Linked DNA regions of Homo sapiens: region 2 is linked to region 1. A link is a loop called in an ENCODE intact Hi-C map of the cell type or tissue named here. Cell type or tissue: adrenal gland. All regions are shown on one strand. Each heading gives the region's core, and the rest is flanking DNA. Links, peaks and the distances in the headings are about the cores only. Region 1 holds the start of TUBB1 (tubulin beta 1 class VI). Region 2 overlaps GNAS (GNAS complex locus).

Evidence for each region. Peaks named below come from ENCODE experiments on the same cell type or tissue, not always from the same donor. Only the 100,000 strongest peaks of a DNase experiment are listed, where the experiment ranks them.
Region 2: a loop joins it to region 1, with 2.5 times the contacts of the local background. A loop is called at or near these places in 58 of 110 quality-filtered maps.

The regions. Positions count from the first base shown.
Region 1 is chr20:59,015,065-59,031,422 of GRCh38, forward strand. It overlaps TUBB1 (tubulin beta 1 class VI), which reads left to right and starts at 4,365. Exons shown (of 4, transcript NM_030773.4): 1 at 4,365-4,515; 2 at 7,781-7,889; 3 at 8,426-8,536; 4 at 8,641-11,590. The coding sequence starts at 4,459. The coding sequence ends at 9,719. ATP5F1E (ATP synthase F1 subunit epsilon) reads right to left here. Exons shown (of 3, transcript NM_006886.4): 2 at 15,239-15,365; 3 at 10,411-13,777. The coding sequence ends at 15,242. SLMO2-ATP5E (SLMO2-ATP5E readthrough) reads right to left here. Exons shown (of 6, transcript NR_037930.1): 5 at 15,239-15,365; 6 at 13,614-13,777. RefSeq lists an enhancer at 13,750-14,280. In adrenal gland, for the core only: no CTCF peak of the experiment used is centred there; no DNase peak of the experiment used is centred there.
Region 2 is chr20:58,904,276-58,918,962 of GRCh38, forward strand. GNAS (GNAS complex locus) reads left to right here. Exons shown (of 13, transcript NM_000516.7): 6 at 1,108-1,205; 7 at 4,887-4,941; 8 at 5,075-5,148; 9 at 5,246-5,304; 10 at 5,409-5,529; 11 at 5,676-5,806; 12 at 6,059-6,126; 13 at 6,408-6,917. The coding sequence ends at 6,554. Among named protein-coding and RNA genes, the nearest start is that of GNAS, 20 kb to the left of the region's middle. RefSeq lists an enhancer at 3,368-3,847. In adrenal gland, for the core only: no CTCF peak of the experiment used is centred there; a DNase peak (open chromatin) is centred at 3,616; H3K4me3 peaks cover 1,766 bases; H3K27ac peaks cover 2,513 bases.

The DNA.
Region 1 (16,358 bases), core at 5,414-13,413:
AAAACAACTTTGTCACTCATCACAGTGGCCACTGTGAATCGCTTGCTGCAGCTCAGGACGGGGGCCGTCACCTTCAGCCTGGCAAAACAGACCTTGGGGTCGTGCCGGCATCTCCAGGGGCAGTGTTCGCCTATGTCCTGCACAGGGCCCGCTTCTACCAGTCCGAGGGCAAGGCAGACTGTATTCCCCACCTCACTGCTGGCACTAAGGTGGCAATCAGAGGAGAGCTGTTTCCTCTGGGGAGCAGGTACCTTCAGAAACAAGGACAAGAGAGCTGAGACGGGACGCACGGCTTTCCAGACCTGCTGCCTTTCCTGCCACTCTGTTCTGCCCAGACATTTTAAATTGAGACAGGCCCCGATGTCCACGGCCATGTCAAGTCTGCCACACAGTAGGTGCTCCGTCTGTAGGTGTGGAATGCATCTCCCCCTCCCACCCTGCGAAGCCCACTTGAAAAATACCACCGGCAGCCACACGTTAGGGGTCAGCCCTGGCAGGCCCAGTCCTCACACCGACTTGTGACGTGGGGACTTTTATTTCATTTTTCACGTGAAAAAGTTCAGGTCTAGGGCGGAGATGGGCCCCTGGGTGGCGGAGCTGCCACTCCGTCCCTCACCCTCTCACAGCCCAGCGTCCAAAGCTCAGCACTCGCCTGGCCTGAATTAACATGGCCGGCGATACAAGAATCAAAGCAAACAGGGCTTCTCTCTTTTTCCTCCTTTTTGCCAACTGCCCCATTAACAGAAAAACCTTTTAAGCGCCCACCTGGAAACCTGGCTTTTTCCCCTCCCTAAGCAAACTAAGATGGCCAAGAGGAATGTGCTGCAGTGCGGAGGGTGGGCGGAGGACCCCAGCAGCCTGGATCCTGCTCACATGGCAAACAGTGAACCCAGGCAGACCAGAAATGCCCCTTGGGCCCAGCCCCGTGGTCCCTGCAGCAAGGCGGTTTGTGGCCAACAGGGGCTCCTTTCAGGAGCTGGGCCACAGAAGGCCACGGCTGCCCACCGGTCACACCTTCCCGTAATAGCTCACTGCGGTTATTCCATCTATAGTCTGTCCCCAACATCCAGGTTTCTTGGAACAGTTTATATCTCCAGCCTAGACCACCTCTTATGGAATGGAGGAAAAAGGTGACCCCACCTGGAGAAGGACACACTCGTGAATAAATACATCACTGGCTTTAAGAACACAGCCCGCTCTGAGCATCACTGCTCAAACCTGCCCAGCTGTCAGTGTGCCCTTAACAAACATTTACTGAGGCCCTGCCATGGATCAGGCACTTTGGGGACTCAAAGATGAAACGACACAGGCAGCTCCCAGGCTGGCGGGAGATAAGGCATGTGTATAAGTAATTAGCAAACAGGACTGTGTGTGGGCACTGCAGGTTGAAGTGCTCTGGTCCCCAGGAGAGGAAGTGTCTCTGATGAGGGACCTGCCTGTGGGAAGATCATGGAGCTGTCTTTGATCTTCGGAGAAGTCTGGTAGGCAGGGGCCCCTGGGTGGGGAGGGAGGCTCGGGAGAGCTGGTGGGGACAGAGACAAGGGGAAAAGAGGCCAAGGCACGCCAGGAGAAAGGCTGGAAGTGAGGCAAGATGGGCTAATGTCTATGGAAACAGAATGGTCTATTCTTAATTTTAAAATGGTCTGTTTTAATTTCTGAAAAATATTGCTGGGGACCTATGAATAGGTCTGTTTTAATTTAAACAGATCATTAATAAAATGGTCTGTTTTAATTTCTGAAAAATACTGCTGAGGACCTGTGAATATCCTCCTCTTGAATTTGCACATTCTTCTCTTTACCTTTGGGCAGGGAGGAGGGGTGACTGGACCGGAAGCATCTGTGAGTCATGTGACATTCAGGTTTGAGCACAAAAAAGTTCCAAACTTAGAGAAATGTTACAAGGGTATTAATCTTGTGCTAACTTTGAAAAGAACCAGCAATTGTTACCACTTTGCCCCTTTGCTGAACTGCCCTCTCTCCGTTTATCACGTTATGTGGTTGTGGAACTGTTTCCCAGTAAGCTGCCAGCATCAAAACGACCTTGAAGCACAGTGCTTCATAATATGGGATCTCCTGGAAACAAGGACTTCCACTTAGAACCACCCTGCCATGATCAAAGTCAAGAAATGGAACACTGATACAATACTATTTTCCAGTGTACACAATCCTTATTTGAATTTTGACAATGATCCTCATACCATCCTCTATAGCAGCCCTCTTCCCTGGTCCTGGATCCAGCCCAGGATCATGGGGTGCACTGTCAGTACTCAAGGGCAGCCTGGGATCTACACACTAGACAGAGGTGAGAAGCAGTCCCAGTCCAGGCACTCTTAGGACACAGTGCTTTCTTCTTCCCCACCTCTGGGTTTCTCTTCTGGTTTATAGCTCAGGCCCTTTGGCTGTGTGTTTGAGCTCCTTTGGGAGTAAGCAGAAGCGATTTCCCCCAGACACTCCATCGTTAGGAACTTTCCTGATTGTGTTCCTGACCTCACATCCTGGGCCCCACCAGGCCTGTAGAAGGAACACAAGGTTTAGGAGTCAAGCCTGGGCTTGGGGCACAGGAAGCACAGGCCCCTCATGGACCAGGCTGGGCTCCAATGCTTCAACCAAGGTCACGGGTCTGGCGAGAGGCAGGGGAGGGAAGGACCTCCAGGGCTTCTCGCTCTGAGTTCAGTAGTCTTGCCTGTCCTGAGTCCCTGTCCTGAGAGATGGTGTCCTTGAGCTGCTCCAGAGCTAGGAGTGCTCTCTTCCTAAGTAAGCCAGAGTTCCAAGAGTGCAGGATCTGGCCACATCTACCTCCTTCATTCCCTTGTCTGCAGCGCCCAAGGTGAGCCCAGCCTATGACAGGTCCCCGTCCATAGCTGTTCAAAGAATGGGGGCAACCTCAGGGTGCCCGGCAGACGTTAAAGAGAGGCCTCAAGAGGTGGTTGCTCACCGGATGGTGGTTGTCCACATCCTCGGGGCTTCAGGAGTGAGGCCTTGCCCTGTACCTGCCCACCTGCACCTCGACAGCTCAACAGGCACAAGGCAGCGTCCACTGGCTCTCCCCTTCCGAGCCAGGGCTCTCACGCCTTCTCAGGGAGTCCCTTCCCCATCTTCCTTGGAAGCTTCCACCTTCTGTCCTCCAGGCGGTGGGGAACTGCCACCCTCCTGGGCAAGGATATGGAGCTGGTGTTTGGCCTGGATGCCCTTGCCTGGTTGGAGGTAATAAAGCCTAGGGCTGGCTTTCGACGATGATAGAAACTTGGTGGCAGGGGAGGTACTGAGGACCAGGAGACAGAACAGCTGCTTTCAAGCTGCTGAGTACCCAGCCTGCTGCCACTCCTGTACACCGCATGAGGGAATGCTTTTTTTTTTTTTTCTGACAGAGTCTTGTTTTGTCGCCCAGGCTGGAGTGCAGTGGCATGATCTCGGCTCACTACAACCTCCGCCTCTCAGGTTCAAGCGATTCTCCTGCCGCAGTCTCCCGAGTAGCTGAGACTACATGTGTGTGCCACCACACCTGACTAATATTTGTATTTTTAGTAAGAGATGGGGTTTCGCCATGTTGGCCAGGCTAGTCTTGAACTCCTGACTTCTGGTGATCTGCCCACCTTGGCCTCTCAAAGTGCTGGGATTACAGGAGTGAGCCACCACACCCGGCTCTAAGGGAATACAATTGGGAGTCCGTTTTGCTCTTGGAGAATTCAGGGTCTGGTAAAGGGACCCTATGGCAAACATTAAGACCCCAGACACCATGAGCTGAGATGGGACGACAGAGCAGGGGCTGGGAAGGGTGCTGGGGCACAGCCCAGCCCTGGCATGGATAGGGCAGGGGTCCAAGAGACCTGCAGGACACTGCAGAGTAACTTGCATACAGGGCGAGAGAGGGCATGTGGGGGAGGGCGGGCAGACAGTGCCTGATGCAGGCCATCCCGGGACCTGGGACCTGCGAGGCCCAGTTGTGGAGCCTCCTGCTGTGGCGGGGCACGGGGCTTCTGGGGACCAAAGTCTGGAAAAGGGGCCGGGAAGATGGACAGGGAAAGCCCTTGGAGGTGGTCTGGTTACCTGGGTGAGCTAGGAGCCACAGTCATCATACCACGGTCACTAGGGCCAGCATGGTCACCTAGAAGCCTGCAAACAGTGCCAGCCTCCAGGCCCTGTGCCCCGAGGTGGCCTTTAATCTTGCACTCACTCTCTAGGAAATGATGGGGCAGTATTCTGTGTTGAGGGAGGAAAAACACTCCCTTCCAAAAGCATGACAGGCAGAAAGCAGAGAAGGGCCAGGACTGGCTGAGGGCGGGGAGCTGGGCCTCTGGGGTGGACACACCCTTGGTCACATTGTGAGGGTAGCTTGGTTGGCCAGTCCCACCACTGCAGTGACCACAGTTGTGTTGGGCTCACACCAGTGAACCGAAGCTCTGGATTCTGAGAGTCTGAGGATTCCGTGAAGATCTCAGACTTGGGCTCAGAGCAAGGATGCGTGAAATTGTCCATATTCAGATTGGCCAGTGTGGCAACCAGATCGGAGCCAAGGTAAGTAATGTCTGGTTACTAATCCTAGCTTTACCACAGTCCATAGAGGCGGACAACCAAAAAAATACCCTAAGTTAGCAGGGAAGACAATAAGTCTAGCAGATTTAATGTACTTGCTAAATATCAGACAATGCCTTTGGGCTTTAATTCTTAAAAAAAAATTTCACATGGGAAAAGAAGGAAACAATCTTTAACTAAAGAGCTACAACACACATTAAGTGCTTAGAGTGTTAATTTAATTAATGTTAATTTTATCCATAGATACATATGTACAATACATGCCGACCATTATATTACATAATACGTTTATCATCTTTTTCTTTGCCCACTCTGTTGCCCAGGCTGGAGTAGAGTGGCAGAATCATGGCTCACTATAGCCTCAACCTCCTGGGCTCAAGCTATTCTCCTGCCTCAGCCTCCTGAGTAGCTGGGATTACAGGCATGCACCACTATGCCTGGCTAATTTTTAAATTTTTTTTTGAGAGACAGGGATCTCACTTTGTTGCTCAGGCTGGTCTTGAACTCATGGGCTCAAGTGATCCTTCTGCCTCAGGCTTCCAAAGTGGTGAGATGACAGGTGTAGGCCACCGTGCCTGGCACTTTTATCATCTTTTATTTTTTTGAGATGGAGTGTCACTCTTGTTGCCCACGCTGGAGTGCAATGGCGCAATCTTGGCTCACTGCAACCTCCACCTCCTGGGTTCAAGTGATTCTCCTGCCTCAGCCTCCCCAGTAGCTGGGATTACAGGCATGCGCCACCACGTCTGGCTAATTTTGTATTTTTAGTAGAGATGGGGTTTCACCATGTTGGTCAGGCTGGTCTCGAACTCCTGACCTCAGGTGATGTGCCCGCCTGGGCCTCCCGAAGTGCTGGGATTATAGGCGTGAGCCACTGTACCTGGCCCACTTTTATCTTAACAATGAACTTTTCATATCTAAAAACAGTAATTTGTCTCAAAACAGCTTTTTGAAGTTTTTTGAGAAACTTTCTGTACCCTGTCACTATGGTGTCTTTCCCCTCCCCTCTCATGTTTATTGTAACGCTTAAAAAAAATCAATTACTGTTTTATTAGTATGCAATTGAAAATTTAAGAAATTTAATTGAAAATAAAAGTTTTTTGTGTACAGTAACATAATTAATTAAAATACACTGTCTGGAATATAAATGAGTTTTTCTTTCCCTTGCCCCCCTGCTTAAAAATTTCCCCCAAGTACGTAACTTAATTGGCCAACCCCAAGAACACAGATGCCCGAACCCACAATCTCCAATCTTGATTTTAAGATGACCAATTGCACCGTGCAAAATTTATCGTGTTCTCTTTGCTGCTGTGAAATTACTTTTACTAATATGAGATGCATTAAAAGTGAGGTTTTGAAACACCTACATTCATCATCCATCAATGACACTTGGGTTGTTTCTGCCTTTTGGCTACTGTGAGTAATGCTGCCAGGAAACAACTAAGGCTTTTAAATGCAGGCGTTTTAAACCGGGGGCAAGGAACATTACTGCTTGAAAAGAAGTCACCATTCCTCCATGCCTCAGGGGTAAGACATTCATAACTCACACACAGAGAAGTGGGAGGCAGGAGCCCTGCTGCTCTGAAGCTGGAAGATAATACGGAAAGGGGCCCTCAAGAGAAAGTGTTAGGTTTAGATAGGGTTTTAGCTCTCACTCTGGAATCGTATGGTCTAGCGTTGAGAGTCCTGGCTGACTCATCATTTAGAGATATAAGAACTTTAAGACACATTTAATTTGGGGTATCTTAGAACTTGAATTTATTTATTCTTCCACTCCCTGAACAGTGCTGGCAGTTTACCATGAACTGCCTTGTTATTAAGACCATGGCCAGAGCAGCACTGTCATTTAGAAGATATGGCTGGGGTTTTTAACATACCCTTGGGGATTTTAATATATGTGAATACATTTTCATTGCATTTTAATATGTGCCTTTCAGGGTGATCAAAAGGAGTCTTCCCAGTAACTGTTTCCATATTAAGAGCTTGGCACATATCTATATTAATAAGTACTGTGTATGTGACTGGAAGTGCAGTATGTTTCAAATAGTTACCAGAGGACAACTATGTGTAATTGTGAGTTGTATGTATACCTGACAATCAAAAATGCACATTACTGGCCGGGCACAGTGGCTCACGCCTGTGATCCTAGCACTTTGGGAGGCCGAGGCAGGTGCATCACCTGAGGTCAGGAGTTTGAGACCAGCCTGGCTAACATGGCAAAACCCTGTCTCTACTAAAAATGCAAAAATTAGCTGGGCATGGTGGTGGACGCCTGTAATCCCAGCTACTTGAGAGGCTGAGGCAGGAGAATTGCTTGAACCCAGGAGGTGGAAGTTGCAGTGAGCCAAGATTGTGCTACGGCACTCCAGCCTAGGTGACAAGAGTGAAACTCTGTCTCAAAATAAATAAATAAACAAACAAACAAACAAACATAAAAAAATAAAAAAAAGAAAGAAAGGCCGGGTGCTGTGGCTCATGCCTGTAATTCCAGTACTTTGGAAGGCCAAGGAGGGTGGATCACAAGGTCAAGAGATAGAGACCATCCTGGCCAACATGGTGAAACCCCGTGTCTACTAAAAATATAAAAATTAGTTGGGCGTGGTGGTGCGTGCCTGTAGTCCCAGCTACTCAGGAGGCTGAGGCAGGAGAATCGCTTGAACCCAGGAGGCGGAGGTTGCAGTGAGCCGAGATCACGCCACTGCACAGATAAGACTCCATCAAAAAAAAAAAAAAAAAAGGCGCTAATTACTTAAAATCATGCACAGAGGTCCAAGTTATGGGCTGTTTGGAAAAGTTCATGAAAAGAAATCCCCAAAGTGAAATGAGTTATTACTGTGAAATCAGATAAGAATTCAGTTTATTTTCCTTTAATGGAATCTACACTTTACTAGCTTGGAGCATTATAAGGAGAAATTAGAGCTATATTGACATTAAATTCTAAAACAACAGCTTTAATGTATATAATGGCATGAATTTAATAGGAGGAAAATCCAATTTAGTACTTTGTGTTTGACATTTTATTTAAGGAGTTCAGGTGGGGAGAAAATGCAATCTTCATATTACTTCACATTGCTTAGTAGAGGCAAAAAGCGAATGATGCCATGGTTATTTATGAAAAGGCCCTAAAAGAATGTCTTGGGGAGGGTCAGGCAACCAGAGGGAAACAGGCTTGGGAATGCTAACTTTCTCTGTGGTTAACACAGCCTTTTTCGGGGTCCGTTTACTCTGACCTTCCTCCTGCTTTCAGTTCTGGGAGATGATTGGTGAGGAACACGGGATCGACTTGGCTGGGAGCGACCGCGGGGCCTCGGCCTTGCAGCTGGAGAGAATCAGCGTGTACTACAACGAAGCCTACGGTAGGACTGGCGGGGCTCTGGGAGCAGTGGTCCCGCAACTGGGAACACAAGCAGAGGAAGGGCAGAGGCCCAGGAGATGGAAATGTCAAAGCAGTGATGTCTATGCTCAGGGAGGCGACAGGCAGGGCAGCAGGATCCTAGAGTGGTGGGTCCCCAAGCCCTGGTCAAGACGCAGGAATGGGGAAGGAGCTGCTGGATATGGCACACACCTTAACACAAGCAGGTTAAGTACTCACTTTCCTTTGTGGTTTCACAAATGAAACCAGGATCATTTCCAATATGAAGGAAGAGAATCTCTGTCACTGGCAATATCACAGAGCAGACTGATGGAGATTGTTTCTGGGTATTCTATAGATTTGTGGGATTGTTGTTGGGGTAAAAAATATGATGTTAGATACTCAAATCTCGACCTACCAAGGGCCCCTTTCTAGAATATCCATGATTTTTTTTGGACCAGTATCACAAAGTTCTATTTTGATAAAACATTAACTTTTAGAAAAACAAGTAGGCTGACTTTTTCCTATTTTTCTACACAGGTAGGAAATATGTGCCCCGAGCAGTCTTGGTGGACCTAGAACCTGGGACGATGGACAGCATTCGATCTAGCAAATTAGGAGCTCTCTTTCAACCCGACAGTTTTGTCCATGGTATGTTTTTCCAGAAGGTTCCACCAGGAGGAGGGGGGGATGCTTTACTGGTGCCCTTCTCTTTTCACCTTTCTTCCCCTGCTGGTTTCTCTTTTTGGCCACAGGTAACTCTGGGGCTGGCAACAACTGGGCCAAAGGCCACTACACGGAGGGAGCCGAGCTGATCGAGAATGTCCTAGAGGTGGTGAGGCACGAGAGTGAGAGCTGTGACTGCCTGCAGGGCTTCCAGATCGTCCACTCCCTGGGCGGGGGCACAGGCTCCGGGATGGGCACTCTGCTCATGAACAAGATTAGAGAGGAGTACCCGGACCGGATCATGAATTCCTTCAGCGTCATGCCTTCTCCCAAGGTGTCGGACACTGTGGTGGAGCCCTACAACGCGGTTCTGTCTATCCACCAGCTGATTGAGAATGCAGATGCCTGTTTCTGCATTGACAATGAGGCCCTCTATGACATCTGCTTCCGTACCCTGAAGCTGACGACACCCACCTATGGGGATCTCAACCACCTAGTGTCCTTGACCATGAGCGGCATAACCACCTCCCTCCGGTTCCCGGGTCAGCTCAACGCAGACCTGCGCAAGCTGGCGGTGAACATGGTCCCCTTCCCCCGCCTGCACTTCTTTATGCCCGGCTTTGCCCCACTCACGGCCCAGGGCAGCCAGCAGTACCGAGCCCTCTCCGTGGCCGAGCTCACCCAGCAGATGTTCGATGCCCGCAATACCATGGCTGCCTGTGACCTCCGCCGTGGCCGCTACCTCACAGTGGCCTGCATTTTCCGGGGCAAGATGTCCACCAAGGAAGTGGACCAGCAACTGCTCTCCGTGCAGACCAGGAACAGCAGCTGCTTTGTGGAGTGGATTCCCAACAACGTCAAGGTGGCTGTCTGCGACATCCCGCCCCGGGGGCTGAGCATGGCCGCCACCTTCATTGGCAACAACACGGCCATCCAAGAGATCTTTAATAGGGTCTCTGAGCATTTCTCAGCCATGTTCAAAAGGAAAGCTTTTGTGCACTGGTACACCAGCGAAGGGATGGACATAAACGAATTTGGGGAAGCTGAAAATAACATCCATGATTTGGTATCCGAGTACCAACAATTTCAAGATGCCAAAGCAGTTCTAGAGGAAGATGAAGAGGTCACGGAGGAGGCAGAAATGGAGCCAGAAGATAAGGGACATTAACTGTGAGAGAAGCTGTGCCGCGGAGTCGCTTACAGAACAGTTTCTCATTAGATGAGTGTTTCTCCTGCAGCACTCCAAAACCCACTCTGCACTGCAGCACAGTGAATGATATGCACTCACCATTAGCTTCGACACAGGGACTGAGGGAGACAGGTGGGGAGCAGCTGACAGGCATTAGGGTCTTTGCTGACATCTACTAACCTTGAAGAGTTTGATGTTCAGTGCATACTTATTAACTTAAAAAAATAGCAAATTTATTGTAAAGTGCTCCCTTTGTTTCAAAGTGTTTGCCAGGCATCCAGACTACACGTGTGGATTTGCAGGGAGCCACTGGAGTTGGTGTTACATTTTTATACTTTAGCAGCACTGATAGGCACCCTGGAATCCTCACTTGGTATCCGAGGGCTACTAAGACTCTTTCCTTAGGTTCTTTCCTCTGAGCAAACACTGACTGGCATCCTGCTTTCCAGTGCCTGCCAGCCTCCAGAAGAGCCAGGTGCCTGACTAGTACATGGGGAGCTACAGAGCCAAGGTCAATGTGAGTCAACATCCACTAGAAATATCCATGTTGTGTAGACCTGTGCATACAACATGCTAACTGGAAAAGAGGAAAAAAGAAAAGCCACAGTCCTCTCCACAAAAATACCTGGTCCAAACAAGAAAAACAAAAAGACAAGCAAAACTAAAGAACTGCAGTCTTCTGATCTTTATTTCTGAAGAGCTAGCCTTTAACATATATGTTTATATAGTTTAAATTTCTTACTACTGTTAGATCCCAGGAATTCATTAATAATCATCCTTGGCTTTCCTTTTAAAGGCTATTTTGAAATGGTCTTTTCACTTTCATTCAGTCATCACCCCCCAAAATGCTCTGCAGCCTCTCTGCTCTTTGAGAAAGGGCACACCATGCGCTCGGCAACCATTCAAATGCAGGAATTAAGCAGCAATGGCTGCAGTGTCCTTCTCAGTTATGGAGGACATCGTCTCATTAGGGAACTTTTACAGTTCAAATTAATTTGCAGAAGTTGCCATAAATGTTTGCATAATGACATAGCTTTAAGCACTACATGATTTTAATCTGCTCACATTATAACAGGACCAAATACACAAGAGCGTAATCAAATCATCTGTAACTTCTTAATTACAGTTTACCTATTTCTGACATGCAGCACTGCCATCTCTTCCAGCACCATCAGGGTTTTAATGGCCCTCTAGAATTACCACTGAGATACACTATTTGATCCATGGATAACCGGTAATGGGAAAATGCTCCGACCCTCAATGCAGTAAATATTTACTTGCAGGCAACTGGGTTCTCATCTCTTGATTTGCTTTTGTAATCAGCAATAATAAAATAGCAGGTAGATGGATGACAGTTGCTCATTCTGAGAAACTTCACTCTTTTCACTTATGCATCACGAGGAAATAACTAAAATACATACCAAGAGAAAAATACCTTGCCATCGGATCATCAACAAGTCTTCTATTTACAAACTTCAAAAAACACAAAACAACATTCATGTTTTAAATGCTTTCTACTTGTGGTTCAAGAAGCACTAGATTTAGTAAGAAACTCTACCTATATACTTAGTTTGAAGTTAGTAACTTCCTGAGATGCTAAAGACTTACAGCCTGCGATTATACAAGGATTTACACATGCTTCCTCTGGTGCTTTACTTCCCAAACCTAAAAAAGCAATGAAATAGATGTAAGGAAGGAGGGATTTAAACCTTTTAAAAAACTTTTGCTGACTTATATTACTGTAAAGATTTGTTTGCTCAATAGTAATCATTAAACTACAAAGTAATTCAATTTTAAATGGCAAAATTGCTTTATTTCAGACTAAATAAATTCCTTTTCTTGAAGCCTAACCATCCAGACTGAGTAGTTAAAAATATTTAGAAATGCATCTCACCATCCTACTCTTTCGTATGGTAGAAATAGATGTAAAAACACAAAACAAACTAGAAACTTAAGAAATCTGTCCCTTTTGATTTTGAAGAGCTTATCCTTTAGCAGTACGGTTGCTCCAGCGACCTTGGTCTCTCAGAGCAGCAGCATCACCGAAATTTAGAGCTTATCCGATTCCTTCACTTTGCTCACAAGAACGATGTGAACTAAGAGATTAACTGACAGCTTCAAACATCATCCAACTAATTAGTGGGATACTCATTAAGTTGGTCTGACTGGGGTCACCTCATCACTGGGCACAGTCATCCTGCCAGCTACCCAGCACTGCTGGAGGCAGGAAGTTTATTATACTACTGGTTTAGGATTTTTTTTTAATCACGGAGAAAAGAGCCTCTAAGAATCTCTGCTGACAGTAAACTTGTCTTTTACTCAGTGACTTCACTCCTTTCCATATCACAAGCCCTGTCCCTAAGTCTCACCTCTAATTACCCCATCTGCCTCCTTAATAATATACCATCTCTATACCAATAATCTACCAATATACTACCAATCTACTATGCCATCTATATACCAGTAATACCCCATCTGCCTCAACATACCATATACCAATAATCTGCCAATATACTACCAATCTACCATACCATCTATATACCAGTAATACCCCATCTGCCTCCTTAACATACCATCTATATACCAATAATCTACCAATATACTAGCAATCTACTATGCCATCTATATACCAATAATACCCCATCTGCCTCCTTAATAAATGACTTATCTCTAATTACTTGACTGGAAATCATTTAGCCCCTTTGCCTATTAGTTACTTTATTCGTCCCATGTCAAAAAGGCCCGATAGCTTTTTGATTCATTTATTCCTGTTCCCTGTAATGGAGGATACTTCCTAGTACCTTAATCTTGGGGGCCACAGCACTGAACTGAGGTGCCCTAACTTGCCAACAGCAGGATGACAGCTCCGAGGCGGAGGACTCCAAGGGCTCCTAACCTGCTGTTTTCCAGAGGCACCCTCTTCCACTCAATTGGCTCTGCCTCCCTGCTCGCTCTGTGCTGAGAATTCAGTAAAACCTACAGGTCAAGTGTCGGGACAATAAGTCATTCCCAGAAGCCGAGAACAAAGATGTTCTTTTCGGCTTATCCTCGGCATTGCTGACAGTGGCCCTGATAAATCATTGTGAGCTTAAGTACCATGTGAGAACTGATCCTAGAATGGTGTTTCAAAATTTCCAGTTCAAATTTATTTCTCCAGTCTCCAAAAACAGTTAAAATCAGGCAGTTAACTTTGCAATGGTGTTTTACTTGCCCAAGCCCTTTCAAGTTTCAAAGAAAGATAAAAACATAACTTGCAACAATTTTTCATCCCTAAATAATGAATGAATGAATCACTATGGAAATACCACGAAACTGCTGTTGTGGTCACCGTGTCCCAGACTTGCAGTCAAAACTCCTAGGTTTTAATTTCAGTTTGGCCATCAACTCAATGAGCAAGTTATTCAATAGCTTTGCCTCATTTCCTATGAGAAATGCTACCAGAGTATAAAGATTCATTTACAAAACAATGTGAAAAACACTTTGTGCTTAAATTCTGTAACCGTTCTTATCTATAGGCTTTAAGTGCACAATACAAAACAAGTACAATTTAGTATTTCTTCTTCTAATCTACACTTTTAGTATTTAATAATTATTTCCATTTGTTACTGATAACCATGTCATTATTCTGACATGACAACAATTCAAAAATAAGGGACTACGAAGCCTCAATGACAGCAGATAATTTTGATCACCAATTAATGTCATGAAACAACTATTTTGAGACATTTTCAAAATGCTTTCTGTATCCCTTTGGTCACTAAATATTAAATCTGGCTTCCCCTGCTTTTAAGAAACCCTGGTTCACATGGCCATAATCATGCAGCTGTGCAGACAGTTCCTTTAAAGAAAATGAAAAAGTCTCACAAACTAAAATCAAGAGTAACAGTGAACCATATTTCAATTTATTGACATTGTCAATTTATGAACAAGACAGGATTTTTTTTTTTCCCATGGAATGAGATCCTTTTCAATCTGCCATAACATGTGCCCACACATCTTCACCTTGGAAATGTAGCATTTCAAGCTTTAGTCAGGGTCTAGGAGGAAAAAGAAAATGCAAGTTGCTGGCTAGTTCTCTGTGTTTTCTTAAAAACTCAACATGAATATAAGAAATAACTTCCTTATAGTGAACTGTATAACTGTGGCTATCATTCACATTGCCGTGGCTCAGATGTAAAAAGTGCTGGTTCAAGTACACAGGCTTAGTCAAGCAGGCATTTTCCTGCTGAGTAAAAGTAAACACTCTCCCAGAATAAAGAAACTACTTTGCCTTTAAAAGACACTAACATCTCCTTGTGCTAATGAGGTGGGGTCTGTAACCCTGAAGGGCATAACAGAGAGGGGCTAATGCTTTGTTTAAGGGGATCGGACACTACTTCCTGACCCCCAGGACTTTGCAAAATCTCAGCATTAGATGCAGTCTGGCAGCTCTGAGCCGAGTGAGGCTAAATGATTTTCTGTTAGCTTACTGTTAAAACAAAACAACCCAACATAAAACCAGGTCTCATTACTCAGAATTATGAGATTAGACAGAGAGCCCCTAGAAAAAGGGCTAAATTCAAAACACTGCATCTCCAGACTTGTAATAAAATATTTACTAATTCAAAATGAAAATGAAAAGTGCTTAGGGGAGACAGTTCCAATAAGTAAAATTGCTCATAACCATAAGCTGCCAAAGGATTAATATTTATCACATTTCTGTGCTATTATGGGTCTGAAGCTTTTTAAAAGCAAAACAAGAAAAATTAAATCTGAAAAACATCTCTCTGATAATTTGCCTTGCCTACTTTTGAAATAACAATGTCAAGAAAGTACTTTAGAGATCAAACCACTTTTATAATGTGGAACACAAAAGTCTACACTTATCAACTGTACAGACCTTTTTATTTCACGAGAATTTAACTTTACATCACCAACATCTTTGGAAAAGTAAAATGAACCAAACCCTCTGAAAGCATAATAAATTAGCAAAACAGTATTCGCTGCGGGGTCTTGCAGATTTTATTGCTTGATACAACAGCAGGACCCTTGCCTGTGCCTGTAGTTATTATGTTCGGGAAGTAGTGATTTGTGAGAACATTAGTGGTTGTGGGGGAAATAAAAATGTAAAGAACTGTAGTTTTTCATGCTCTTGGACTGTTATGTAACTCCAATTGCAATTATACAAGTGGGGAGTTCATCCTCCAAATTATTTGATTTGTGCAGACAAATGAAACAGGTTTAATTCAAATACGATGGCTCTCTACCTAAGCATTGCTAAATGAACTGAAAATCAATGTGCCAATTACTTCTGCTTGTCAGGGCCCAAGAAGACTTTCTTTTTATTAGGCCAGGGGACTTCTATAACCTGCATGCTTTAAATTATACCATCCCAATAACTAACTTCCAAATACACTGACTAAAAAATGAATAGAACCCAAAACTAAAATTATTTTGATCTTTATGGTGCTCCAAAAACTTAAGATGCAACTGTTCTTCTAAATAAATCCATAACTTACAGATTATTCCTTCTTTACTTTCACAATTTTTACGTTGCTGCCAGAAGTCTTCTCAGCATTTGCTTTGAATTCTGTCTTCAGTGCATCTCTCACTGCTTTTGCACAGATCTGGGAGTATCGGATGTAGCTGGGAGAAAATGAGAGAAGGTATATGGTTAATTATCAATATTCCAGCCAGACAGCTGTTACTGTGTTTTCGCTTTTCTTCCTGTACTTTTTATTTTGGTTTGGTTGTACCTTATTGTAGAATTGGATTTAAAAATATGACTAATGCCAAAAAGTATCTATACAAAGAAAAAGAACTAGAAAAAAATGTACCAAAGTATTAACTGGTGTTTGGATGGATGATCTTTGATTTTTCTTCTTTGTACTGTGTTTTCTCTTTAGTGTATATTAATTCAAAATGAAAGATGCATAAATGTTTTTAAAAATCCCACAGCATAGAAAAAAAGAGACTGAAATGTTTAGAGACTATAACATGAATCATGAATTCTCTCCTCGATTTCTCTCCTTAAAACTTTAATTATATTATTCTTGGAAAATGAGGTATACATAAGAGAAAACTATTTTGAATTAAAACAATTCGTTCTAAATTATTTAAACTCTTCTCTGAGAATACTGAATTCTGTCTCACAAGTCTGCCACTGAAAATAACCTCCTAATGAAGATTTCTAAATCAAACTGAAAAGTGCTTAGAGAACATCATCAATTCTAGCAAAACTGTAAAACCTGCTTCCTGTTTGGTAGATGGACTCCCATCAACACTGTAGTTTCCAAAAGATGTCAGATCACCTTTCCCACTTTTGAAAAACAGGAAGCGGGGAGGGGTGCTATTTTCTCATGTTTTAGAATTTATTTTGGGGACTCAGAGGTATGAGTTCCAATGCCTGCTTCCATTCTTACTAACTGGGTGACCTTCAGGCTGTTCAACCTTTTCAGCACGTTTACTCACTCACCTGAAAAAAACAACAGAATAAAAGGACAATAATACCTGTCCTGCTGATAGCTGGGAGGAGGAAAAACAAGTGTGAAAAAGTATGGATCACAGGGTAGGTTGCCTAATAAACGGTATCTACTACTGGGACTATCATCCTTCCATCCTTCCAATTCTACAAGACTT
Region 2 (14,687 bases), core at 41-8,040, 120 kb before region 1:
GACATTCTCATTTTAAACAGGTGACCTTTTTATTAAGAGTTTTCTAAAGTCCTTGGGGCAAATGAAATCTTTTCTCATTATTAAAAAAAATGAAATATATCTAAATCATAACTCAAAAATCATAAAATAGAACATATGGAAAAGACTTTCCTCTGGATGCACGACACTGTTGGCTCCCTAAAGAACTACTTTTAGGGAACAAAAAACTGTTCAAGCCCAAGCATATAAGTTTAGGCCCCTTCGTGGGGAGAATGGCTTATAAGCGGGGAACGGGAAACGAGATGGAAAGATGTATGCGTTTGTAAGACCCACAGGGAAGAGACTTGTCTACAGCTAAAACAATGAGTTATTGTTGCCTTTTGTCAGGCTTTCGTGGGAATTTGTGTTTGTATATTTTAGATGGACTTGGCTGCAAACTTAAATTGGAGAAATTTAGTGGTATATAGTTAGTATGGATAGCTAAACTTTTTAAATAGCATTATTTTGAAAAAAAAGCAATAAACACAATATGTATAATATAACCCACTGACTTTCTTGAAATATGATTCTATATTTAATAGGAAAAGGAAACAGCAGCCTATTAAAAATGTATCAGAACAATAACTTTTTATTAGTCCTACTAACATCTGAACTTTTATGTTCCTACCTACAAGTCCCCCATCATCATTTTTTTTGGTAAGATTCACATTTTCCCAGGAGGAAAATTTAGTCCCAGCACATCTTACAAATGAAGTTTCTTATTTTCACAACATTGAACCATTTATTGGCATATTCTAACACATTTAGTGTATATTCTTCCTAAACAATTCTGTGAAGAAACTAAATTACTCAGTAGCTTACCCCATTCCCCCTACACACGAGAAAAGAAACTACCCAAAACCAGTAATTCACAATAAGACCCAGCAGCTAATTGCGTGAACTTTTGAATATGTTTAACGTGTTGAATTAAAGTTCTTTGTGAGCATTAATTCATTAATTGGGCTCAAAATTCAAAATCACACCAAGTGTCGGTCACATAGGGAACTCTGGTCTCAGGGTTTGAATGACAGTGTTGTTGATTAGTTCAAGCTCTTGCCTTTCTCTAAACTTTCTTGTGTTCACTTTCAGGAATTCTATGAGCATGCCAAGGCTCTGTGGGAGGATGAAGGAGTGCGTGCCTGCTACGAACGCTCCAACGAGTACCAGCTGATTGACTGTGCCCAGTAGTAAGTAACCGCCACCCAACCCATCAGCACATAAAACAGACAAAAACAAGAAAACATGAAAACCTGTGATCCTGCTTTGAAAGTTACTTGTTGATGATTCCTTTCTTAGAAGCCAACCAGTTACCCCACTGGCAGAAAGTTCTAATCTGATTCAATTGTTTATTTATAAAGTCCTTAATTGCATTTTTTTTCTTTTAGTGCAGCGACATTATTTTACATAAACATTTAAAGCCTGTTAGAGCAAAATGATGATGAGTTTCATAGTATTCCTAATTAGTAGGAAGTAATTAATTGAATTGACCCTAAGCATTTAGGGAAATAGGGCTGTGCTCACATTTTGAATAATGTAAAAATACTATATTTTATTGCTGTAATTTTAAAACATAACAAAGAGGAATGGTGAAGACATAGCTACGCCTCCTCTCTCCTTGGTAGTTGTTGATTGATCTATTTCTGCTCTCAGGTAAGCGACTCTAGTAGCTGCCTAGTGTTACTAGATCCTAGTGACTCTAGGTAGAGTTTGTTTTTGTGTTGTCTTGACTTTTGAACTCTATTTCATATCCTTATTTATTCCTTCTCACCGGGTCTTGATTCAAGGATGGTAAGTGGTCAATGGATTTTAAATCCTAAACTGTACACCTAAGCAGTACAATACCGTGGTGGGGTTATTTTCAAATAAAACAAATTACTACCTGCGAGGAGGACAGGTTAAGGCCTGCAGTAGCAATGGGAAAAGCATCTTTCTCCAAAGTCACTCATAAAGGTGGGCTCACCTGGTTGGTGTGTTGGCAAATGAAGAAGGGGGAACTTAAAACACAGACTTTATTGCACAACTCTACCTGATGCCCAGGCTGCTTCCCTTGCTGCCTAACACCTGACTTACCATTGCCTCAGGGATCGCCCTCTGTCCCTGTCACCCACCATGGTCTCTCCCAGAGGACATCGTACCCGATAGCTAGAAAGTTGCCTTTGAAATAGTTTATGGCTTCCCTCATCTTGCACATGATATAGCAAGCATGTGGTGGTCAGGGTTATTTAAAAAATATGTAAACATTATTATTATTTTTTTGAAACGGAGTCTCACTCTGTCACCCAGGCTGGAGTGCAGTGGTGCGACCTTGGCTCACTGCAACCTCTGCCTCCTGGGTTCAAGTGATTCTCCTGCCTCAGCCTCCCGAGTAGCTGGGACTACAGGTGCCTGCCGCCACAACCAGCTAATTTTTGTATTTTTAGTAGAGATGGGGTTTCACCATATTGGCCAGGCTGGTCTCGAACTCCTGACCTTGTGATCCACCTGCCTCGGCCTCCCAAAGTGCTGGGATTACAGGCATGAGCCACCGTGCCCAGCCAAAAATGTAAAGATATCTTCTGTTTGTTGATGCTGCAGAAATGCACAAAGCAGTCTCAGTTAATGATATTCTGAAGTAGGAGTGTCCTGTGACTTGGGGCAGGGGAGTCTAGTAGAGGTTTGATGTTTTAGCCATCCTTATTACAAGTAGCTGAAACTCGGAACTGATTTTGCTATAGGAAGTATTAGCTAATCAGAACCAAGGTGCCAGGCTGACTCACCAAGGGCTAAGATTGCTTTACTTAGTAGCCTCAAGCCCAAGGAACTGATTGTGAAAACCACCTGAATAAACAGGAGGGAGGAAGAGGTAATACTGTTCATCTATAAATCATATAAGCCTCTGTTAGGGTCTGCGCAATCTATCAACCCCAGCCCTGCCTTCCCATAGGAAATTCCTTTATTTTCAATTGCCACATACATAGATATTCCACGGTTTAATATACAAGCAAATGTGTATATTTTTTCAAGGAACAGAAAAAAACAGTCCATCTTGGCTGGTCCCTATGGCCCCCAGCCCCCACTCCTTCTTCAACAAAGTCCCTGATTTTCTCAAAAGTTCGAACCAAAAGCTGGAAGCGCTAATTATAGTAACGCAAAACAAATGGAAATCCTGGAATTGTTTGCATTTTGTATTTTGGATCCAAGTCAGAAGTTAAGTACAGGTACAAGATTAAGAGAGTTTAACCACCCCAGTTTTGAATGCTGGGGGGGCAGGGAGACCCAGTTTCGTTAATTAACAGTAGCTTAGCCAGATTGTTGAATTTTGTCGGGTTTCGTTTTCTCTCTCAAATCATTTAGAAGTTTTTGGGGTTTTTTTAAGCAACACTTAATTACTCCTGAAACTTTGTCTGAAAACGCACCATTTGTATAGATCATGAAAAGTTTTAAGGAAACTCAGAGAAAAAGAGAACAACGCAGCTTAAAACTTTTAAAATGTCCTCCCTCACCCGTGGCTCAAACAGCCCTGCATCTGCCGTGGCCGGCACGTTTCTGGTTGAACTGCCTTTATGTTAAAGTTCAGATACTGGTAGTGTGCCCATTTCTTAAGCTGTCTATTTTTATTTGTTGAGCTGGGGTTTGGCTGGCTCCACTCCAGATGTCTCTCTCACAAGATTTGGTGCTGATGATCTATTTATAGAACTGTGGTTCTGTTGCCATGGTAACATGCTGGAGGCCAGGGCGGCTGGGGAGCTATTTCTGGACTGGTGCTGTAATGTAAGATTGATTGGGCAAGTTAGTATATCCTCTAAGCCAGACTAACTCTGAACTAGTAAAAAGGAAGAGGGGAACAGAAAACTTAGGCAGTTTCTTTAAATAAACTTTTCTCTCTTTATGATTTTCTTTTCTCGTTAGCCCGCTTTAAAACAATTCCAATCTCTACATGCCCCTCCCTCCAAAAAATAACTGGTTTTAACATTAATTTTCCATATTAATTACCCCAATCTTTCAAAAGTAAATTTTCCTGTGTGTCTAGTCAAGCAACACAAACAAGATGCTTTTTTTAATGAAAAGCGTAATATCTGGAGTGTTCTATTTCATGGACCAAACAGAACGGAAGAGAACTTTGTGTTTGTTTCCTGTTCAGGATGGCTAGGGCGAGAAGGGCCCCTTTGTGCCAACCTCTTTTGTTCTCTTTAATCAATGAGATTCTTAAAAAGTAAAAAGGAAGGGATACAGATTCTCAGTAACTAAAACAATCTCGTGTGCCCTTGAGGGGAAAGTCCTTGATGTTTTTAAGAATGTCACTTTATTGTTTTTTAACTGAATGATATAGAGGTATACAATTTTCAAACTGTTTGCCATTTTAATCAAGCAATTTGAAAATTAAAATGTTTTTGTCAGGCATTACCAAATGGCACAGAATGTGATAGGCCAGCCTGGTTTTGGGGTCCTTTCTCTACTGGTTGATATGCATAAAACCTTCTAAAAATCAAGAATATTGCCAGAGAGCAACAGGAATAAAGAAGCTAAGTAAAGAATAAAAAAGAAAAATAGAAAAAATAAAAATAAACACGAAGAACAAAGCCCCACCACCGTGCTGTGCTGTTTGTGTGGCCCCACTGCGTCGAGGCCACAGGCTAGCTGCTAGACGCATCTAGAGTTCCCTGATTCCTAAAATTATTTATCTTAAATCCTGTTTGCCCTAACCTTCTTAAGGCATCAGCTTTGAGTTACAAATGTAACCAACACACAAGCAAATGTGCCATTGACTTAGTGCTGCATAACTGTGGGACGGTCACTTCCGTTGAGCCTGACCTTGTAGAGAGACACAAATAGTTGGCAAATTGATGTGAGCGCTGTGAACACCCCACGTGTCTTTCTTTTTCTCCCAGCTTCCTGGACAAGATCGACGTGATCAAGCAGGCTGACTATGTGCCGAGCGATCAGGTGTGCAAAACCCCTCCCCACCAGAGGACTCTGAGCCCTCTTTCCAAACTACTCCAGACCTTTGCTTTAGATTGGCAATTATTACTGTTTCGGTTGGCTTTGGTGAGATCCATTGACCTCAATTTTGTTTCAGGACCTGCTTCGCTGCCGTGTCCTGACTTCTGGAATCTTTGAGACCAAGTTCCAGGTGGACAAAGTCAACTTCCAGTAAGCCAACTGTTACCTTTTTATATAACAGAGATCATGGTTTCTTGACATTCACCCCAGTCCCTCTGGAATAACCAGCTGTCCTCCTCCCCACCAGCATGTTTGACGTGGGTGGCCAGCGCGATGAACGCCGCAAGTGGATCCAGTGCTTCAACGGTAGGATGCTGTGGGCTTGGCTGTTCGTAAAGAACGCTTTGCTTCTGTGTTGTTAGGGATCAGGGTCGCTGCTCACGCTCTTGGCTTTGCTCTCTTTGGTTAAGATGTGACTGCCATCATCTTCGTGGTGGCCAGCAGCAGCTACAACATGGTCATCCGGGAGGACAACCAGACCAACCGCCTGCAGGAGGCTCTGAACCTCTTCAAGAGCATCTGGAACAACAGGTTTGTGGAGTGACCGCCCACCCCCTGCGCTTGCCCAGGAGGCCCTGGTCTGCACTGTTTATAGAGAAGAACCCCGTGCAAGCATTCCAGACCCCTGGCCGAAAGCGCGCTTCTCCCAAGCATTCACACGGCCTCCCTTCTTGTAGATGGCTGCGCACCATCTCTGTGATCCTGTTCCTCAACAAGCAAGATCTGCTCGCTGAGAAAGTCCTTGCTGGGAAATCGAAGATTGAGGACTACTTTCCAGAATTTGCTCGCTACACTACTCCTGAGGATGGTGTGTATGGCTTCCACTCTTGCTGGCTGTTCATTGCGGTGGTTCTTTTTCAAACGGTCAGGCTGAAAACCCCCATCCCCCTCCCACCACCAAACCATAAAGGATCTATAAGAGAAGCAAGAAAAACGCACTCCCACTAATTCTCATATGGAAAAATCAGGGTTTTGAAGACTTCAGGAGCTACAGAGATGCTAGCACCCCAGCTCTGCTTGAATTTTAAATTACATTAATATGTATTCCCTTTTTATATAGCTACTCCCGAGCCCGGAGAGGACCCACGCGTGACCCGGGCCAAGTACTTCATTCGAGATGAGTTTCTGGTGAGTCGAGCCTGTCTTTAGTTTCCTCTCTTGTTCCTCCTCTTTTTCTCATGGATGTAAATTTACTTAATTCCAAATTCAGGGGTTCAGCTACCCAGTTCCATGGTTTTAGTTCACGCACATCCAGTGTGGATTTGAGCTCTTTGCGCCCCTCTTTTTGCTTTTGTTTTCATATGACATCAGAGGCTGGCTGACAGCCGTCCCTGGTAGGTGTCCCCATCAGGGATAGGGTGGTTCCTGGCGAGGGTGTCACTGACAAGTCCCCTTGTTTGTGCCCGCAGAGGATCAGCACTGCCAGTGGAGATGGGCGTCACTACTGCTACCCTCATTTCACCTGCGCTGTGGACACTGAGAACATCCGCCGTGTGTTCAACGACTGCCGTGACATCATTCAGCGCATGCACCTTCGTCAGTACGAGCTGCTCTAAGAAGGGAACCCCCAAATTTAATTAAAGCCTTAAGCACAATTAATTAAAAGTGAAACGTAATTGTACAAGCAGTTAATCACCCACCATAGGGCATGATTAACAAAGCAACCTTTCCCTTCCCCCGAGTGATTTTGCGAAACCCCCTTTTCCCTTCAGCTTGCTTAGATGTTCCAAATTTAGAAAGCTTAAGGCGGCCTACAGAAAAAGGAAAAAAGGCCACAAAAGTTCCCTCTCACTTTCAGTAAAAATAAATAAAACAGCAGCAGCAAACAAATAAAATGAAATAAAAGAAACAAATGAAATAAATATTGTGTTGTGCAGCATTAAAAAAAATCAAAATAAAAATTAAATGTGAGCAAAGAATGATGGGACTCCCGTGAGTTATTTGTGGTTCTGAGCAAATTCCCGTCATTCATGGTTTTGACTTGGTCCTTAGGTCAAAAGTTGGGAGGCCCCAAGGTGAAGTGGGTATAAAATCTCACCACTGTATGTTTTCTGGTGACCCTAATCTGTAGGTGTCTTGAAACAATTTGCAGACAATAGGAAAAGTCCACTCCTGTTCCTCCTAAATTTCACCCCATAGTGAACCACTATGCCCCAGTCAGTCACCTCTGCATTTTGATCATTGCCATCCTATCCAAAGATTCTACCAACAACTCACACCGTTACGTCATCACACAGTTTGCCTGCTGACCCAGGCTTCCCAAGAAAAGTAGTGTATGTTTTGCTATAAGATAAGATAGGGACTAAATTATGTGGAGGAGAAATAGAGGAGCACAGTGTTTCCAATCAATGGGGTTATTCAAGAAATGGTGTAGCCATTTGGGGAAAATTGAGGCTGGATCCCTACCTCATTGCACACACCAAAATGAATTTGACATAAGTTGATCACATACATCTAAATAAAAGAGGTACTTTTTAAAGTGGCTATTTTATAATTAAAACCTTGGGTTTTTAAAGGGCCTCTCTGCAGCATAACCTAAGACCTAAAGGCCATAACGGGGTTGGGGATGACTATAAAAACGAAAATCACACGTAAAATTTGAATGGGGGAAGGGCCTGGGTCAGGTAGAAATTTAACAAAGGGTTTACTTCCCTAATAAGCAAAGAGTTCTTATGAATTAATAAGCAAAACCATCAGAAAAATGGGCACAGTATATAAGCATGCAACTTAAATACAAATAATAAGCCTCTGGGGATATGTGGGACATCACTCATAAATATTCACCATAATTGGGAGTGGGGATGGGGGTCCACACTCACGGGTTGAAGTGTGGCTTATTTCTGAGGTCCTGTGGGTTCCCTAGACTTTCACCCCTACGCTTATCCCCCAAGGTGTAGTCTCATATGTGGTCACTTCCTGGGTGGCTTCCAGGAAGGGTGGGAGGAAGTGATCAGCATCAACGATGGTGCCCTCTGAAGCTGGCCAAATGGGACTTCAAGTTCATTCTGTAATCCAGGTCCCAAATCCACTTCCTATTCTAGTTTCCAGATCAAATTACTCTCACCCAAATTAATCATATAGTGTAGCTCACCAGAGGTGAGCGATGAGCCCCACGGGGGTGCAGAAAAGTAGCAAATACCTGCATCTCCATCCAACTTTCACGTAACATTCAGTCCACATGTTCTTGCTATGCAATTTTTAGTACAAAGCCCTCAAAAGCCCCCCAAATATAAAATCCAAGTAAAAATCGGGGCTTGCTATGCAAATACAGCTGAAAGACTAGCCCACAAGTTCCCATAATCCTCCAAAGCACCCCAAATAAACACACATAAAACCTGGACAGTGGCTATCAAGTGCAACCACAAGACCAGCGTGCCACACAAACATTCATCCAGGTAAAGGCTGTGCTCAGTGAAAATCAAGGTTGAACTCCAGCCCCTAGCTCCTCTTCCAAGATGGCTCCCTGTATGTCCCTTTTACATAGAAATTCTGGAACCTTCTTAGCATAATCCACATGAGATTGTCACAGCTCTAGCCACATATCCATCAAAATTAGAAAACACAAAATTCCCAGGCCAGAGATGCCAAGGAAAATGATACCACAGAACCCCACCTTGTTGGTCATAACTGACAGAGACTTCATGGTATCTTCTAGAAGAAGGGTCACAAAAGTCACAGTTATCAGGTATCTACTAGTGCTAGCCATTACCCAATGGGATAGGTTCAGCTGCTATTTTGACAATGAGTAAAAGAGGCCCAGAGAGACCCCAAGAGACGTCTCCAGTGAGCAGGGAAGATGCGCTTCAAACTCAAGTAGCCAAAGGCCACTGCTTGGTCCCTACAAGATACTGTTGTCCTGGAAGATGCAGGAGAAAAGAGAAAAAGGTCTCCTGGTGTTCTTCCCATTATGTCAGTTATCAGGAGTCCATGACCTGTGACCCCCATCGAAAATCCTGCAGGTCACCATGGGATTCCACAGCCAGGTGGGTGAGTGGGGCCTCTTCCCACAGACCGTGGCACTGGCCATACTCCTGCCTCCCTACCAGGTCAGGGCTTTGTCCCCACCAGTCACCCCGTTGCGTTTGAGACTTGCTTCCCTATGTTAGGCTTCATTGCTGCTATTTAAAACATTTTTGTTTCCCTTTTCCCTCTGACCCTGGTGCCAAGCAAAACTTCTACAGAGCTATTTTCAAATCTAAATTTTAGGATATTCAAAAAACAAAAAATTATAAAGACTTTCATTTAAATCTTTGATTACAAGAAGCCATTTTAAAAAAAAAGATTTTTTTAATCTGAATGCCTGTAATCCCAGCACTTTGGGAGGCCGAGGTGGGCGGATCACGAGGTCAGGAGATGGAGACCATCCTGGCCAACAGGGTGAAACCCCCTCTCTACTAAAAATACAAAAAATTAGCCGGGTGTGGTGGCGGGCACCTGTAGTCCCAGCTACTCAGGAGGCTGAGGCAGGAGAATGGCGTGAACCCGGGAGGCAGAGTTTGCAGTGAGCTGAGATCGCGCCACTGCACTCCAGCCTGGGCAACAGAGCAAGAGTCCATCTCAAAAAAAAAAAAAAAAAATTTAATCTGACGTTTAAATCTCTATTAAAGTGCAAAGCAACCTATTTTTCTAAAGGTAGCGATTTGCACCACACTTTGTAGAGATGTGTAAACCAAATATTATAAATGACTATTCATTGACCTTTTGGATTGAACATGATAATAATAAACCATTAGGGCCCTTCACAGTATGAGAAGGGTCTAGAATTGGACAGAATTTTTATTTACCTCCACTTTTACTTAAATGTGCACAAAATTATGCCTCCCAAAATGGCCACATCTGCATAGCCCTTCTATGTAGACCATGGCATCCTCTTATTATAGTACTTTCTTGGATGGCTTTGGTCATCTTTTCACTCAATAAATACATAGAGACTATGGGATCCATGCCAGCCAGTGGGAATCCTGATCTCATGGGGTTCATGTTCTAGCGAGAGAGACACACACTTACTAAATAAATAATAAAAAGAATTACAGATGGTGACAAAATCTCTGAAGCAATAAGCAGGATGCAGGCAGTGGGGAATGGGAGATATTTGAGGAGGGATTTCACTTTAGATGGAACAGCTAGGGAGGGCCTCTCTGATGTAGTACATTTTCTTCTGAGAATGTGAAGGATGAGAAGCAGCCAGCCATCAAGTACTAATAGCTAACATCATTATTTAAAATTGTTATTAAAACATAATTAATGGCCAGGTGCGGTGGCTCACACCTGTAATCCCAGCACTTTGGGAGTCCGAGGCGGGCAGATCACCTGAGGTCAGGAGTTCGAGACCATCCTGGCCAACATGGTAAAACCCTGTCTTTACTAAAAATACAAAAAATTAGTCAGGCGTGGTGGCAGGTGCCTGTAGTCCCAGCTACTCAGGAGGCTGAGGCAAGGAGAATCGGGAGGCAAGGAGAATCTGCCTCTGGGAGGCAGAGGTTGCAGTGAGCTGAGATCGTGCCACTGCACTCCAGCCTGGTGACAGAGCGAGACTCTGTCTCAATAATAATAATAATAATAATAATAAACATTTTTGGAGGACTTTACTATGTGCCAGGTACTGTTCTACACTCTGTATATGGATGATCTCATTTAATCCTTTCAAAGCCCTATTAAAAACCATCCCATCATTTGTACAACAGGTCCTATCCCATTGTGCAGTAGTTAGCTCAAACATGAAAAAGGTAAATCATATCTAAAGCATTGTGAATAATTTAAGCAAATTATGCTTTTTAATAAAGGTTACACTAAAAAGGTCATTGCAATAAGCACTTAATTTAAGTAATTGTTACACAGGTTCCTATTTCAGAGCTGGAGGACTTTGCATCTCTAGGATAATTTTCCCACATTAAAAAATGCATGCATATGCTACGAACACCAAGTCTTCTCATTTTGCCTATTTTATTTACCGTATCAGTTAAGAATGCATTCAGCTGCAAGTAACAGAATCCTGACCCAGAGTGGCACGGACAAACAGAAGTTTATATCCACTTATCAAGAATTCTAGAGGTAGGTGGTTCCTGTTATTTCAGCAGCTCATCAATGGCAGGACTAATGTGTCCACAATTCTCTTGGCTTCTCTCTCATGGTTGCAAGACAGTATCACAGAACAGCTGAAGGCAGAAGAGGAAGGGAGAGACAACCCAAACTAATCTCTTTTGTCCTCTTTTTGTCAGTGTTTCATAGAGGCCTCTTCATTCATGCTTCACCATGTGAAATACACATAGATACCCAGCTATATATGCGTACTTCGAAAAGTAAAAGTAACAGATAGAAAAGTATCCCTCCCTCCTTCTCTCCTTCCTCCCCTCCCCTCCCTCCCTCCCTCCCTTCCTTTCCTTCCTTCCTTCTTCTGTCTTTTTAGACAGAGTCTCACTCTGTTGCCCAGGCTGAAGTGCAGTGGCGTGATCTTAGTATGCTGCAACCTCTACTTCCCAGGTTTAAGCAATTCTTCTGCCTCAGCCTCCAGAGTAGCTGGGACGACAGATGCCCACTGCCACGCGCAGCTAATTTTTTGTATTTTTAGTAGAGATGGGGTTTCACCACGTTGGCCAGGCTGGTCTCAAACTCCTGACCTCAAGTGATCCACCCACCTCAGCCTCCCAAAGGACTGCGATTACAGGCATGAGCCACTGAACCTGGCTGTATCTTTTCAATAACACTATTATGCATACACACATAGATAGGGATTTTATTTTTTATTTTTATTTTTATTTTTGAGATGGAGTTTCGCTCTTGTTGCCCAGGCTGGAGTGCAATGGCACAATCTTCAGTCACTGGAACCTCCGCCTCCTGGGTTCAAGCAATTCTTCTGCCTCAGCCTCCCAAGGAGCTGGAATTACAGGCATGCGCCACCACGCCCAGCTAATTTTGTATCTTTAGTAGAGTTGAGGTTTCACTATATTGGTCAGGCTGGTCTCAAACTCCTGACCCCAGGTGATCCACCCACCTCGGCCTCCCAAAGTGCTGGGATTCCAGGCGTGAGCCACTGCGCCCGGTTGAGAGGGATTTATAATTTCCTGTTGTATGCACCTTGACGGAACATCTGAAAAAAACATATCCAATGCCTGTAGTTTTAAGGCTTAGGGAAGATATTAGGGGGAATAAAACCCTTTCAAGTCATAAGAGAACAATTTGCATAATTCTACGTAAATAAGTTAGAAAGCCTAGATGAAATAGAAAATCATCCAAAAAAATACTTCTTACCAAAATTGACCCCAGCAGAGACATCATAAATCTAAGCTGACCAGTTACCATAGAAAAACACAAAGCACAGTGAGAGGCCTCCATGACAAAAAGGCTCCAGACTCTCGCTGGGATGGGAAGCTAATGACAAGAAGGAAACATGAGGGAAACTTCTGGGGTGCTAGCAAGTTTCTATTCTTGATCTAAATGCTGGTTAAACAAATATATCCCATTTGAGAAAATTCATTTGACTGTACACTTAGGATTTGGAACTTTTTAGTACATGTATTATATATATATATTTTTTTTTTTAATGAGGAAAAGGAAAAAGGCACCAGGCCCAGGTGGTTTCACAGGGGAATTATATTAAACCTTTAAAAGTCAAATAATCCCTGTGCTACTTATATTATTCCAGACCATAACATAATAAAAGGAAAACCTCAAAATTATTTTTATAAAGTATACCACTGATTCCAAAACATGCCAAAGATTGCACCCAAAAATAAAATTACAGATTAATTTCACTTATGAATATCAATATAAATATTTTAAAATATAAGCAAACATAATTCCATATTACATTAAAAATAATACATCATGCCTGGTAAGATTTATTCTAGGAATTCAAGGTTTGTTCAATATGAACAAATACAGTAATATATGCCAAAATTTAATACTGATTCATATTTTAGAAATCCAACAAAATAGTAATGAATGGATGCTTTTCTAATATAAAGACTCTCTCTATATATACCACATATCTATATATACTTAGTACAGTATATATCATGTATATAAATAAAATCTCCAAAAGTCAACATTTTAATTAATGAGGAGCTTCTAAAAGCTTTTCCACTAATGTCAGGAATAAGAAACAAGAAACACAAGGATGCCTCACATCATCACTCTCTTTATCATTGTATGAGATGAATAAGCCAATTCAATTAGGCAAAAGAAAGCAATGAGAGACCTAGAATTGGAAGGGGAGAAGCAAAACTATCTTTTTGACAGGTGCAGTGGCTCATACCTGTAATCCCAGCACTTTGGGAGGCCGAGGCGGGTGGATCACGAGGTCAGGAGATCAAGACCATCCTGGCTAACACAGTGAAACCCCGTCTCTACTAAAAACACAAAAAAATTAGCCGGGCGTGCTAGCGGGCGCCTGTAGTCCCGTGAACCCCGGAGGCGGAGCTTGCAGTGAGCTGAGATCGCGCCACTGCACTCCAGCCTAGGCGCCAAAGTGAGACTCCGTCCCAAAAAAAAAAAAAAAAAAAAAAATTAAAAAATTAGCCAGATGTGGTGGCACATGCCTGCAGTTCCAGCTACCTGGGAGGCTGAGGTGGCCAGACAACTTGAGCCCAGGAAGCCGAGGCTTCAGTGAGCCATGTTCATGCCACTGTACTCCAGCCTCAGTGACAGAGTGAGACCCTGTTGCAAAAAAAAATAAAAATAACAGGTGATTATTATTATAACTCTCCCCTCCAAAAATCCACGGAAAAATCATTACTAAAAAGTGAAAGGATTTAGTAAAGTACAAAGTACAGATTTATAAGATTAACATGTAAAAATCAATACCAGCCTAGGCACAGTGTGCATGCCTATAGTCCTAGCTACTTGGGAGGCTGAGGCAAGAGGATCATTTGAGCCTAGAAGTTCGAGGCTGCAGTGAGGTATGATTGTGCCACTGTACTCCAGCCTATGCAACAACAACGAGACCCCATCTCTAAAATAATAATAATATTTTAAAAAATCAATAGCAGGCTGGCCACAGGGGCTTATGACTGTAATCCCAGCACTTTGGGAGGCTAAGGTGGGAAGATTGCCTGAGCCAAGGAATTGGAGACCAGCCTGGGCAACATGGCAAGACCCCGTCTCTTAAAAAGAAAAAAATTTTTTTAATCAATAGCATGTGAAAGGTAAAACAAGAAAGCTTTAAGAAGAAAATACAGGCTGGGTGTGGTGGCTCACACCTGTAATCCCAGCACTTTGGGAGGCCGAGGCGGGCAGATCATGAGGTCAGGAATTCGAGACCAGCCTGACCACCATGGTAAAACCCTATCTCTACTAAAAATACAAAAATTAGCTGGATGTGGTGGCATGTGCCTGTAATCCCAGCTACTCAGGAGCCTGAGGTAGGAGAATCCCTTAAACCTGGGAGGCAGAGGTTGCAGTGAGCCAAGATAGTGCCACTGCACTCCATCCAGCCTGGGAGACAGAGCGAGACTCCATTTCAAAAAAAAAAAAAAAAGAAGAAGAAGAAGAAGAAAATACAAGAGACTACTGCTTGCGTACGGTCCCCATGTTACATTTGGCTGATTCATCTCCTAAATCCCGTGTCATCTGTGGGTTACCTCTTCTCTTTTTCTCGCCCCTTATACGATTCCAACTCAGAAACTGAGTTGTTTGTCCTCTAGAGTTTTCCATATTCCAGATTTTGCTGATTGCATCCCCATATTATAAAC